Regions from separate parts of the Homo sapiens genome. Here region 1 is linked to region 2. The links are chromatin contacts, found by Hi-C or POLR2A ChIA-PET in ENCODE. All regions are on one chromosome and are shown on one strand. The core of a region is the stretch at or near the end of the contact, and the rest is flanking DNA. Distances in the headings are between cores, read along the strand shown.

Region 1 (7,188 bases), core at 4,684-7,183, 2.5 Mb after region 2:
AAGTGCTGGGATTACAGGCATGAACCACCATACCCAGCCTCTTTCTGTATTTCTATATTTTTAAAATTTAGTTTTAGTGCCTTGCCTTTGTGATCTGTATTTGGCCACTGGTGTCATTTTTGTTTCTATTATCGTTCTCAGCCACATTCCTACATAGGTTAGCTGTCAAGCACAGTGCTTGCAACACAGAGTAGACAGACAATAAATAATTGCTCCATTCTTTCTGACATTTCCTCCTGAATGCCTCATAAACACCTAGAACTCAAAATTCAGTGAATTGTTCCAGCCAATTAATTAACTTCTCCCACAAATCTCTTCCACATTCCCCAGTCTCTCTTAAACGAGAAACCTATGAGTTGTCCAACTCCCGTCACCCCTACAAGACTATCTTTAATTCTACTGATACTACCCCTTAAAATTTCCACCGAATCCATACACTCTTTTCTCTCTCCTTAAAATATCTCATCTGGACTACTTCAAAAGCCTCCAAATTAGTTTCATCCATCACCAATCCATCTCCCATACTAATTTCAAGTGTTATCTTTCTAAAATGCAAATCTGATCATGTATTTCTCTTACTTAGAATTTTCATCAATGAGAAAAAGTCTAAACTCTGCAGTATGACATTCAAGGGTCTTTACAATCTAGCCCCTGTGAACTTTCTTAGCCTCATTTCTCATCAGTGCCCACTTCATACTTTATATCCTAATAAGGAATGAATATGAGACTAACAGCCAAAGTGATCTTAATTCTGCAAACTTACCATGTGGTTGTTTAATGCCTATAACACCCACCTAACATCATTATTCACCAGGCAAACTCCTAGTTATCCTTTAAAAGCCTCAGACATTTCCTCTAGGAAGGCTTCCATCACCCCAAACTCCTCCCCAACGTCTATTCCTGCAAATACCTTACATAGGTACTTCAAATTAAATTGTTTCTATTGTAACTCTTATATGTCCTTCCCTCCACAAGTCTCTTAATTCCTTAAAGGCAGAGCCTTACCTACCTCTACATTCTCTGTGCCTACGACAGCATCATGTGCCTGGATTACGGACGTTCAACAATATTTACTAAACTCAGTTTGAATGATCTCTGGTTATATTTGAAATCTTAAGCAAGACTGGAATTTTTAAAATCTATGTTTAAATTAGGCTCATTTCAATCATAAAAAAAACAGACACTAAAGTTGTAAAAGGAGGGCTGCAGTTGCATTAGAAAGCCATCATGAACTAAGGACCTGTGGGGAGAATTTTTCTGTGCAGAGTTGCTCCTTTCTCCTTTGCTTCCTCAGTTTCTGCTTCTTCACATCTTTCATTTGCACATTGTCAGTTCTGGCCTCGCCAGACTCTCCCTCCAACTCCAGCTTCAGTTCCCAGTGCTGACCAATTTTATCTCCATATTTTCTCATTCAAATTTCTGAGGGTTTTTTGTGTTTGGTTTGGGTTTTTTGGCACCAGGCTAGCATGCTCTATTTTTTTCTCTCTTTGGCCAAGCTATGGATCAGCTGCCCTAGGATTAGGTGCCATGGCTGAAGCTCTAAGACCAATTAGCTAACATCCCCCCAACCCTCAAGATACCACTTGTATTTCCTCAGAACCATTACTAAAGTATATTGCTAAAATAATCTTGCATTTCTTTCAAAAACAAGTCTTGCCAAGACTTGTTCACAGTAAGAAAAATCCTACATACTTCTTCACTGAAGCAGCTATTCCAAATATGCAAAGAGTTAATCTTTTATTTCTAGATGTGCACAGAAGGAATCCTCTGTATTGTTATTACTACTTGACAGCAGCGGTTTAAAAAGAACTTTCACAAGCTTTCTGCAAAAATTTCCATACATATATAATGTAAAGAAATGAGCAGTCCAGATGTTGCCTTGTTAAAGTCTATCCCATAATAGCAAGTAATTTTATATAAGGATAAGCACATACATTGACAGTTTATCACTAATTAATGAAACCTGTTTCTCTTCCTCCAAACTACTAGCACTAGGTAATAACTGAAGGCCCCTCACTGAAAAGCTTCCTTGCTAGGAAAAGACGGGTGCAGGCCATGAGAAAGGCATCTAAGTAAGATGTGGTGTCCAATAAAATTGAATTTTCAGTGCTATTAATCTCTTGCTTAAAAACTAGATGTAAATTGGCTGGGCAAGATGGCTCATTCCTGTAATCCCAACACTTTGGGAGACCGAGGTGGGTGGATCACTTGAGGTCAGAAGTTGGGAGACCAACCTGGCCAACATGGTGAAAACCCGTCTCTACTAAAATACAAAAATTAGCTGGGCGTGGTGGTGGGCGCCTGTAGTCCCACCTACTCGGGAGGCAGCCGCAGGAGAATCCCTTGAACCTGGGAGGCGGAGGTTGCAATGAGCCGAGATCACGCCACTGCACTCCAGCCCAGGTGACAGAGCGAGACTCCATCTCCAAAAAAATAAATAAATAAAATAAAATAAAATAAAAATTAGAAAAAAATTAAATGTTATTAGATCTAGAGAGATTACACGTTTTCACTGAGATCAAGCTTAACAGAATAATAACACTATACACATCTTTGAAAAGAGAGGGCAATTTTTTCACTAAAAAAAATGCTGGCTATTAAATGAGTCAACATTCACTGGAAAGAAATATTGTTAGAAAAGGGTAGTGGAGCCAGGTACAGTGGCTCACACCTGTAATCCCAGCACTTTGAGAGGCTGAGGCAGGAGGATCACTTGAGCCCAGGAGTTTGGGATTAGCCTGGGCAACACGGTGAGACCTTGTCTCTATTTAAAAAAAAAAAAAAGAAAAGAAAAGTGTAGAGGGATAGAGGAAATGCTATGTAATAATGGCCCTTCAGAAGATTGGAGAGAAAAGAAAACTTTTTCAAATGCAGAATGTTCTCACATTTCTTGGTATAAAGGAAGGATTTTCTATTTTAAAATCAGGTAGGTGTTCTAGTTAGCCAACCTGTTTATTAACTATCCTTGTCCGTGACTCATTTTAGCTTCATCTATATTAATGAGCAGCTGACTATGTAATACCACAATCATCAGTTTAGACTATACAAACACATAATCTTAACATCTAATTTCAGAGGACAGGAATTTGGTACAATTTAGAGTGCTGATATTGTCTTTAAATGAGGCTTGAAATGAAGGTACCATTAGAAAGCTTTCATTGAGCAAAGACCAGTATACAATGGGCAAGAGGTTATTTGCGCCGCAGCAAAATTTCACAGATTTTAAAAGACAATGTTACCTTGAATGTCTTGGAAAAATTGCAGTCAAACACTAAAGAAGCTGTATGTCCTTATTCTCTTCTTTTTAATAACTGGAGCAATAAGCCAAGATAATTTGCTATCTAAATTCATGAAGTACAGCAAGACTTTGATTTCTTCTCAAAGGAGTTTACAATGATTTTCATTTACTAACTGGGCCTATTTACATGTGTCAAACTAATACAAATGGGAAAATAGAAGCACTAATTTCTTACCTTTCATAGACTCATTGGAGAAGATGATCTCAATTAATAAGAATTTATTGAAAGCCTTAGGGCCAGGCGCAGTGGCTCATGCCTGTAATCCCAGCAATTTGGGAAGCCAAGACGAGCGCATCATTTGAGGCCAGGAGTTCAAGACATGCCTGGCCAATATGGTGAAACCCCGTCTCTACTAAAAATACAAAAATTAGCCGGGTGTGGTGGCACATGCCTGTAATCCCAGCTACTCAGAAGGCTGAGGCAGGCGAATTGCTTGAACCCGGGAGGCGGAGAATGCAGTGAGCCGAGATTGTGCCACTGCACTCCAGCATGGGTAACAGAGTAAGACCCTGTCTCAAAAACAAACAAACAAAAATAAAATAAAAGAATAAAGTGAAACATCTCATTCATCAAATTACAGGTAAGGGTTTAAAAAAAAAAAAGCAAAGGAAGCTTTTTTCTCACCTTGCAAAGTTCATGGCTGACCATCCTCAAGTCAAAACAGCTCTTGTGACAACTACAAACTTTAAAAAATATCCACACGTTTCTTGGTACTGATTTAAAATAAAAACCTCCTTAATCAGTTTTACCTGCTTAAACACAAAGTTATCATACTGTCCAATATAACTCCAATAAACTACTCCTGCATACAGTCAAGCTAATAATAAACAGAGGCCAGAGGCTTCATGGCAGCAAATTTAAAAGTCCTTACATCAAGGACAAAAAACCAAACACCGCATGTTCTCACTCACAGATGGGAATTGAACAATGAGAACACATGGACACAGGAAGGGGAACATCACACCCTGGGGACTGTTGTGGGGTGGGGGGAGGGGGGAGGGATACCATTAGGAGATATACCTAATGTAAATGACGAGTTAATGGGTGCAGCACACCAGTATGGCACATGTATACACATGTAACTAACCTGCACATTGTGCACATGTACCCTAAAACTTAAAGTATAATAATAAAAAAAAAAGTCCTTACATCAAATCAATACAACATTTAGGGGCTCAGATTTTCTTTGAAATCAAAACAAGAGAGGTAGTTTGAGAGTTTGCTATCTTCACTGATCCTCTCAGGAATGTAAAAGTATGCATTAAAATTTCAACCTAGCACTGCTTGAGTTTTTTAAAGCAATTTACTTCTACCTGGACAAGCAGTAAGGCAAGCCAAAGTAGCTGGGTTTTCTGTGACTTCTCAGTCTCCAACCTTTATGGTCACACTAACATTTCACGTTTCTAATGCTCCTAAACATAATTATCTCAAAAAAAAATTCAAACCACAACTGAATTTAAAGGAAGGGGGGCACTTTGCGTCACTGATAGAAAATGATTTAACACAATGAACTTAGAACTGGGTTTTTTCTTGTAACCATAGTAAGGGAGTGAAGATCAGAGAATTTAAAACTGTAACTAGGCTAGTCTCCTCACCTTGCAGTATCTCACCCTATCGGGTAGTCGTTGAAACAACACTGAGAAAGAAAGGCTCACAAAATTTTGATTTACACACATGCAACTTAATCTTGACGACACGTAAGTACCCACTGCACGTCCCTGAAAACGCATCGACTTGATTCTTAAATACAACCCCTATGTCTAATATACTGGCAGTGCAGATACACTACGTGAACACAACGGGGATGGAGGTATATCTCAGAGAACCAGAGGCGTTAGGCCTGCTGGTAATCAAAACGGACAGCTAACTGAAGAAGTCCCGTTTTCTATCCCCACAGCAAACTGAGTTAACTAAGGCATCACTTGGAATCCTCAACTCGCAACCCCAAATACACCCAGACTTAAGGATGCAAGGCCCCTACAAAGCTCTCAGGAGGCGAGTCTCTCGTCCACACCAGGTGCACCTACTCTAACCCTAGCTTCCTTCTCGGACCCTACTCTGGCCCCTCGGCTCCCCGCACCGCCATACCTGGGGGCGCCCCCAGTACTGCATCCCCTTGCTTCGCCCCCACCCCTATCACTTCGTCACTCACCCTGAGTCACCGGAGCCGCCCGCCCGCCCAGCCCAATCCGCCCACAACACCTCCAGCCCCTCACCCTCCCCTCCTCCAGGCCGAGTGGAGCCGGCCTGTCCCCTCCCGCCCACCGCCCTGTCCCAGGACACTCACCCGCGGTAGTAGGCTTTCACCCGGACCTGGTGGGAATGGTCCCCGCTGCCGCCGCCTGCGACCGTGTGGGACATGGTGCTGCTGTCCCTCTGGGTCGGCATCTCCTCACTCCCCCGCCTCAACGCTGGAGGCCGGGGGTGCGGGGGGGCGCTTCGGGCGCCGTGGGGGACTCCGCCGCCTGCGCTTGCCGGAGAACCGCGGCCGTCCGCCCACCTACCTGCCCACCTCGCCCGCAGCGCCGACCCAAGGGTCGCCTCGCCGGAGCAGCCGGAACCGCGCGGCTCCTCCCACTGCCCGTAGGCGCCGCCGCCTCTACAGCCGCCCGGGCCCAAGACACCTCCTGCGTCGGTCCCTCCCACTTCGCTCGCTCCAAAGGCCCACATTCCGGGGTAGGGCGGGCGCAACCATCCAGCCAGCTCAAGGAGCCTCAATACCGGGCTGAACCATCCTTACGGGGGCAGAGAAAGGGGACAGAGGGAATGGGAGACGCTGATCATGGCATCAAACACGCCGAGAGGGGTGCTTTCACGCGAGCTGTGAAAGAGACAATGACCAGCTCTAGATCACTAAAGTCTCTTCCCTGCAGGGACAATGGTAGGGACAAATTCTACGACACCTCACCCTAGCCTCGCAACTTGGTCACGTCTGCGGTCGGCCGACTTGGCACCCGGGATAGATTTGCGTGCAGGTTTCTGGGATTTGGAGTCCTCATAGGATTCTGGGACTTGAGGTTCCTTGCGCGTAGGGTGCCGCGCCTTCCCGCTGGTGAAGTCTGTCTCTCCAGCGTGCTCCCTGGAGCTGTCGGGGTGGAAAACCTGGATCCAGCTTGGGCATCTGAAGGTCCTGGAAATGACTGGGCTTCCTCACGTTCTAGACTTTATTAACTGATGAAGTCTCCCTTCTTCTAATTGCATAAATCGTCTGAATTATACATGTCTTTTGGGGGAACAAGAATTTGGTTACCTGCTCAGCATAACCTCTTTTATGGAAATAATTTAATAACATATGTAACAAATATAATAAAGGAAGAAACTCAACCAGAAAATATGATGAAAAACCGATTTTTCTTCTTTGGGGGCCCCCATATCTAGGCCCTTGTAGACTGCCCTTGCATGGAACAAGAGCCCAATGAATACTTACCCAATCAAGTCAGTCAATCCAAGAGCATTTCATTCTGTAAAAACTGGCTTACCAAAGATTAGAAAGAATCGTCCTTGGCCGGGCGCGGTGGCTCAAGCCTGTAATCCCAGCACTTTGGGAGGCCGAGGCGGGCGGATCACAAGGTCAGGAGATCGAGACCATCCTGGCTAACACGGTGAAACCCCGTCTCTACTAAAAACACAAAAAATTAGCCGGGCGTGGTGGCGGGCGCCTGTAGTCCCAGCTACTCGGGAGGCTAAGGCAGGAGAATGGCGTGAACCAGGGAGGCGGAGGTTGCAGTGAGCCAAGACTGTGCCACTGCACTCCAGCCTGGGCGACAGAGCAAGACTCTGTCTCAAAAAAAAAAAAAAAAAAAAAAAAAAAGAATCGCTCTTGTAACCTAGTCTTTGACTTTCCTAGGATCTTGGCTCTGACACATAATTTACACTGCAACTACAGGTA
Region 2 (6,410 bases), core at 2,657-5,156:
AAGTTTTCCTTGGAAATCTCAGTAACTTTAGAATCAAAAATGGAAGAGTCTGCCAAGCTAGTCCTCCCAGTAGTGGATGTTAATACACTATTTTCAGCCATGATTTGTATTCTTCTAAATCAGCTGAAAAAATAAAATTTGAATAAAAATACATAAACATGGTCATTGGGCAAAAGTAAGTATTAGAGGCTCTTTTTACCTAGAATTTATAAAAAGTATTATTACCCATTTTTTTAATGAACCAAAGAAAGTCACTGACCTTCTCTGAGCCTCAGTTTCTTTTTCTGTAAAATAAACATACTAATACCTGACTCACAGGAATATAATAAAAATAACAATGTATCAAAAGCACATAGAACATTACTAGACATACAACAAACACTCAACTGTAGTCATAAATATTATTCTACCTCCCTTCTCCACACCTTTGCCCTCAACCAATTTCTCTTCCTATATTCAATTATAACACCACCATAACACACCTCCCACAAAAATCCTAGCCAAAAATCTGAGATCTATCCTAATTTTTTCCTCTCCCACATTTCCCTCCCCAAAATTCCTATCAATCCCACCTCAAGTATCTCTGGAATCTGGCCCCCCTTCTCTATACGTTCAATGACACAATGGTCACTTGGTCTAATAAACCAGCTCCACACAACTTTACCATCAGTTTCCTTAGAAATCACTCTCCACATGGTTTTCAGGAATATGCACCTAAATACAAATGTGACCATATCACTTCCCTGCTTAACAACTTCCATGAGTACTCCTTATATGTCCAAGTCCAAATTCACCACCAAGTTCACAATTTGGTCCCCGCCTAACTATTCACCCTCACCATCTGTAACTACCCCAGTCCCTATACAATCTATGCAACAGCAACAATGAATTTCTCAGCTATTTTTCAGGCACAAATCATAATTTACATCACATCTATTTGCATTTAGTGCTCGACTCTCCACCTATCTTGTCTTCCAACCCCCAATCCAACACTCTTGACTCATCCTCTGTGGATGTCTCTAAACCTCTCCGGTATAATTGGGCTGGTCCCTTGTCAGTATTTTCATAATTCTTTAAAAACACCTCTCCCCTAAAAGGTTTGACAAAACAATTATGCATGGGTGAGTGCCAATATAACTCTGGACTATGAAAGAAAATCCTTTTTTAAGTTTTCCAGGACTTAAGAAGAGTTTAAAAGCTAGACAGGGAATAAAAGGTTTAACAAGTTTTCATCAGGGTGGGTTGGGGGCTCACATCTGAAATCCCAGCACTTTGGGAGGCCAAGGCAGGAGGATCACTTGAGGGCAGGACTTCAACACCAGACTGGGCAACATAGCAAGACCCCATCTCTACAAAAAATTTAAAAATTAGCCAGGTGTGGGTGGCAGGTGCCTATAGTAGCTACTCAAGAGGCTGAGGTGGGCGAATCACTTGAATCCAGGAGTTTGAGGTTGTAGTGAGCTGTGATCCCACCACTGCACTCCAGTCAGTCTAGGTGACAGAGCAAGACCCTGTCTCTCTAAAAAAATTTTTTTAGAGATTTTTTTATCAATTTTCAATAAGTCAACTTTACTGAGAGTAAATTTCTAAATATTAGGCAAATATACAGAGGACCCACCTTTAACGAGAGCTACATGTCAGACTTTCCCCTTTCCTACTTCTTCAGATTAATAAAATATACAAATACCTTCCTCCAGAGTCTTAGCAAAGTAACAGTTTAAACTGTATGCTGTTATGTGACACTTCAAAATCAGGCAACTCAGCTTCCTGTCTCAGCCCTGCACATAGTCAGTTAAACCTCAGTTTCCACATTGGTGGAACACACATAGTACTACAACTCAAATCTAGTTAAGATGAAAACTGAATAGATGTCTTAAAGTGAACAACAAACAACTATTCTCATGTAATATTCACAATATGGATATTTCTTATGGCTTTACCATACATCCATGTCAATCATTATTCTAAGGCTCTCCAAAGGAGCGGTCCAATAGTTGTAACAGCCTTAATTTAGAATCAATGATAAATTCTATCCAGCCCTATTATTTTAAGTCTTCTACACTCAACCATTTCCAATGAAAAGGCATTAAAGTGGCTTTCATTCAAAGTCCCCTTAAAAGAATGTTTAAAAAAAAAAAAAAGTCAGGAGATGAGCTAACCTGCTTTAAGGACTGGAAGAGGAAAATCAAAAATACCATTTGAAAGGCCGGACGCGGTGGCTCACACTTGTAATCCTAGCACTTTGGGAGGCCAAGGCGGGCGGATCACGAGGTCAGGAGTTCGAGACCAGCCTGGCCAACACAATGAAACCCCGTCTCTACTAAAAATACAAAAATTAGCTGGGCTTGGTGGCAGGCACCTGTAATCCCAGCTACTCAGGAGGCTGAGGCAGGAGAATCGCTTGAACCCGGGAGGCAGAGGTTGCAGTGAGCCGAGATCGTGCCACTGCACTCCAGTCTAGGTAACAAGAGGTAGACTCCGTCTAAAAAAAAAAAAAAAACTTCTTGAAAATATTTACATTTTTCTCCTATGCCTCCCTCTTTAAGAGGGAGCACAGCAAATGATCAAAAGCAGATGATTAATAAAAGGGAGGGAGCATAGCAGATGATCGAAAGCAGATGATTAATAATTAAAATTGCCCCTGATGATACTGTATATGATCAATTTATTGCCAAAACAGCTTCAAAATGTATAGAGAAAAAGAGATGCACTACGGTAACTTGATGACATAACTAACATCCAACAGTCAGATTAGAAATGGAAATATATTAATCACTTTTTTTCAAATTACTGTATTCCAGAAGCCTTTAAAATAAGCACAATAGGATCAGTGTTCATAAACCTACACAGCTTCTCACCCAAGAACAGACCCAAGGAGCTTCTAACTAAACACACTATAACACATGCCCCCTTTTATCCCAGAGATAAAATTTGCCATGTAAACAAACATTCAAGTTTCCTTTTACTTAAATACTTTTTAGGCAATCATCTTCCAAGGTGAAGGACTAAAATGCAATCCAAGATATAATGGTGGTGTTATTAACAATAACATTACTATTAACAACTGACATTTACTTAACGCTTAATACGTGGCAGACATTGTCCTAAACCTTTTAATCTCTGCAGTAATCCTAAGAGGCAGGTACTATTATTATTTTCAATGTATGGATGAAGAAACGTAGGAACAGAGAGGTTAAGCAACTTCCCCTAAGTCAAACTGTTAGTAAGGGGTAAAAGAGGTATTCAAAGCCCGGCTAAATCCAGAGGCTGCGCCTTTAACCACTAAGCCGGACACATCTGTGCCGGGTGGCTGGGGAGGACGAGGGGCGGATGGCCTGGATTTATCTTGCAAAAACGAAAAATTAAACTTCCCGCAAAGAAGCCAGGATGAATCCTAGAATAAAACCACGGCGCACTCTGAGATAAGCCCCCAAAGGCTGCAAGTGCCGGCCCCCAAAGCCACAGGGCTGCGCGGCTTGCCAAAATCCCTTTCCCAACTCCCTCCCTTCACCCACACTCTTCTGTCCAAAAGAGCCAACAGGTGAGGGCGAAGATGCCCAGCAATACTGGGGGCTTCGGTCTCCCACTCCGCGTCAGGGCCCGGCTGCTGGGGGTGGGGTGCGGCGAGGGAGTTCCCGGATCCGGGAAGCCTGAGCTGGGGCGCTCCGGAATTCGCGGTCACTAGGGGCGGGGACGTCGACCGCAGGCAAAAGAGCCCTTGGCTCTGGAGCCGCTCGCCCACTTGCACCTCTCTCACTCACACAGAGTCCTTACCACTCTCAAAAAAGCCCTAGGAGTTCCACCTCTTCAAACGCCGACTCCTCTCACAAATACCGCCATTCCTCGCCGGCGGCCGCCACAACCGATTCAAAAACTAAGCTGCTCTCTCTAAGAGCCATGCCGATTGGCGCGTGATGTCAACCTCTTTCCCATAGGCAGGAGTCTCCAGAGGGGCGGTGATTGGTCGACGCTCTCCAAGTCCCGGCAGGCGCCGCTTGATTGGTTGTGCGTGTGTTTCAAATAAGCCCAACGACTCGGGCGTCGGGACGCCAGGAGTTTGCAGAGAAGTGCCCGGATGTGGCCAGGAGGTGGCGGTGGTGGCTCCTGAGGTCTTAAAGGAGTAGCAGGTGTTTCTGTGACTACCGCATATTTACTCAGTAAACATCCTACTTCCTGAGGAAAGTTTGGGTGGATTCTCCTCGGCCCCACCCAGCTTTTTTTTTTTTTTAAACGATACCAAATCTTTTAAGCTTAAATCAGTGCCGCCAGAGATAAATGTTTCCCTGCTGCTTGCTGTGAGCTGTAGGATTTTCCTATCGGGATGCTTTCTGCTTTAGGAATGTATTTAAATTTGAGTTAAGGGATTTTGACTTTGATGGTTGTATTGGCGTGTGGCAGGGCCAAGGACCGGTCCTAGAACTCGGACTCCCCAGGTGGACTTCAAATCAGCAGCCGCTTATTTAAATGCTATTATTTAAAGCACTGCGCTCCCATCTAGGGAGTATCGCGGGTTAGAATCAATTCTTAGAAATTAGAAAAATTCTCGGATTTTTTTAAAGATAAGCTTGAATTTGATAAAAATATGCCACGAGATTCTAGAATTTTTGGAGCCAAATTGCTTCGTCTTTGCCCCCCTCCGCCCACTAAGAACTTGTACTTTCCCCTAAAGTCTAGTCAAGAATGTATCAAGTTTTTCCTGTGATTAGCGTTGCTATTATGAAAATAATTTCTTTATTTTCTAAATATGATACCATATAACACAATCTCTTAAGAAAAATACACCCCCACCAGGTGGGTTTTCCATAGTTCCCACCTGAAGGCTAATATAAATAGAAGAAGAAAGGGGAATCAGATGCCAGAACCTAAATACCAATAAGAAGAGGCAAACGTGTACTTTGGGATGGAACACTTGTGAGCATCTCAAGCAGGTTGTGGGGACTTAACAATTTTTTCTAATTTTGTCAGGCAATCTTAGAATGCCTGAAAAGTTTATAATGCTGTCCACAAAATGAATGAAGCAATCTGGTAATTATTGGTTTCCCTGCTTGTCAGTATTTAAGTCTGACCTTCATTAAAATGCTGTGATAACTGTTACGGCAGAAAAAAAGAAAAACAGTAATTGAAATTTCCATTTGGAATGTGCTTGCGTATTTGGAAGTCGGGTGTGCCCAGCATTCCAAAAACGTTCATCACTGAAAACATATTAAGCTATTGTGGGAAGCAGCCCTACTTCCTTTGTGCACCGCTTTCTGCTCAACAGACTTTCCAAAGCTAATGATTAACTGTGTATGGTATCATTGCCATGAATTTTAAGCTTCCCTAACAAAAGCTGTACTTGATTTCTTTTAAGGGATGTGTGGCAGTTAGATTAACAAATAAACGGGTAATACAACCTTTTTCACTCTCTTAGGTCTTCATTTACTCAGCAAATATTTACTAATTTTAAGACAGCCATTGTGCTTGTTGGGGTTATAAAGATGAATAAGGCATAGAAAACTGCCTGTCTGGACCACACAATCTGGTGAGGGAAATTAGCAGATAAACAGATAATTACAGTATAAGGGAGAGAAGAAAGAGAATGAACATACTGATACTTTACTATGCACTTTATACCTTATTTAATCCTTAAAACAACCCACAAGTAGGTATCATAGTCCCATGATACCATGAAACTGTAGGAAAGGTTTAAGTAACTTACCCAGTGTCTCCTAATAAATATTTTAGCCCGCATTAGAACCCAGAAATAATAGATGAGTGTAAATAAAGTCTAGTATAGATCTGTCTGCAGGCTCAAAGAAAGCAATGTGGAGAGGAGTATTTCAGATAATCGTGTGCATAGGTGATCATATGCCACTTAATTGCACCTAGCAGAGGGCTGGTGTCTGGTAAAGTAAAACATGATCCCTCATCTTCAGGTATTTTCAAAAAGCTAGTACTGCAAAGGCAAATGTTACACATTGCTCTCTAATAAACACAGGAATCTTCACATGTAGGTACCAAATAAATATTTCGAGAGTGAATGAGCTAGATCCAAGTTCATTCATAATGTTTGAGAGACTGGATGTCCTGATTAACCTAATCATAGTTTATTCATTTAATAACTATTAAGCACCCATTAGGTACTATGCTAGCACTGAGAATATAGGTGTGACAAGACAAATATGGGCCTTGTTCTCATGGCACTTCTAGCAGATAGCTGTATTTGCGGTGAAAAATTTATTGCATGCATAGGTTTTCACAGAATTCAAATACCTACAAAACAATGATACAAGTAACTTAGTCTTACTGAGTCAGAAGCTGTTTCAAGTGCTATAGTGTTTCAAGATCAGCATTATGAAAAATTTTTAAATACTATATACGGCATAGGCAATTGAACTGAATGGCATATTAACCTTGAACTTTTTTAAAAA

Evidence for each region. A loop is a pair of places that touch in the nucleus more often than their neighbours do. ChIA-PET counts read pairs that join two places held with the same protein, here RNA polymerase II (POLR2A). Pooled maps may share reads with other maps.
Region 1: a map of CD8-positive, alpha-beta T cell shows a loop between it and region 2 (39-fold over the local background). The contact joins the promoter of PRKCI here to the promoter of ECT2 in region 2. A Hi-C loop is called at or near these places in 1 of 168 maps with a recorded cell type or tissue (CD8-positive, alpha-beta T cell) and 8 of 50 pooled maps. POLR2A ChIA-PET finds 5 or more read pairs at or near these places in 1 of 52 experiments (PC-9).

Annotation. Positions count from the first base shown.
Region 1 is chr3:170,221,169-170,228,356 of GRCh38, reverse strand. PRKCI (protein kinase C iota) reads right to left here and starts at 5,933. Exons shown (of 18, transcript NM_002740.6): 1 at 5,587-5,933. The coding sequence starts at 5,687. RefSeq lists a silencer at 5,573-5,862 and enhancers at 6,043-6,202, 6,213-6,272, 6,343-6,402.
Region 2 is chr3:172,748,222-172,754,631 of GRCh38, reverse strand. ECT2 (epithelial cell transforming 2) reads right to left here and starts at 3,906. Exons shown (of 25, transcript NM_001258315.2): 1 at 3,775-3,906; 2 at 1-123. The coding sequence starts at 101. RefSeq lists a silencer at 3,491-3,560 and enhancers at 3,671-3,930, 3,951-4,000, 4,101-4,370.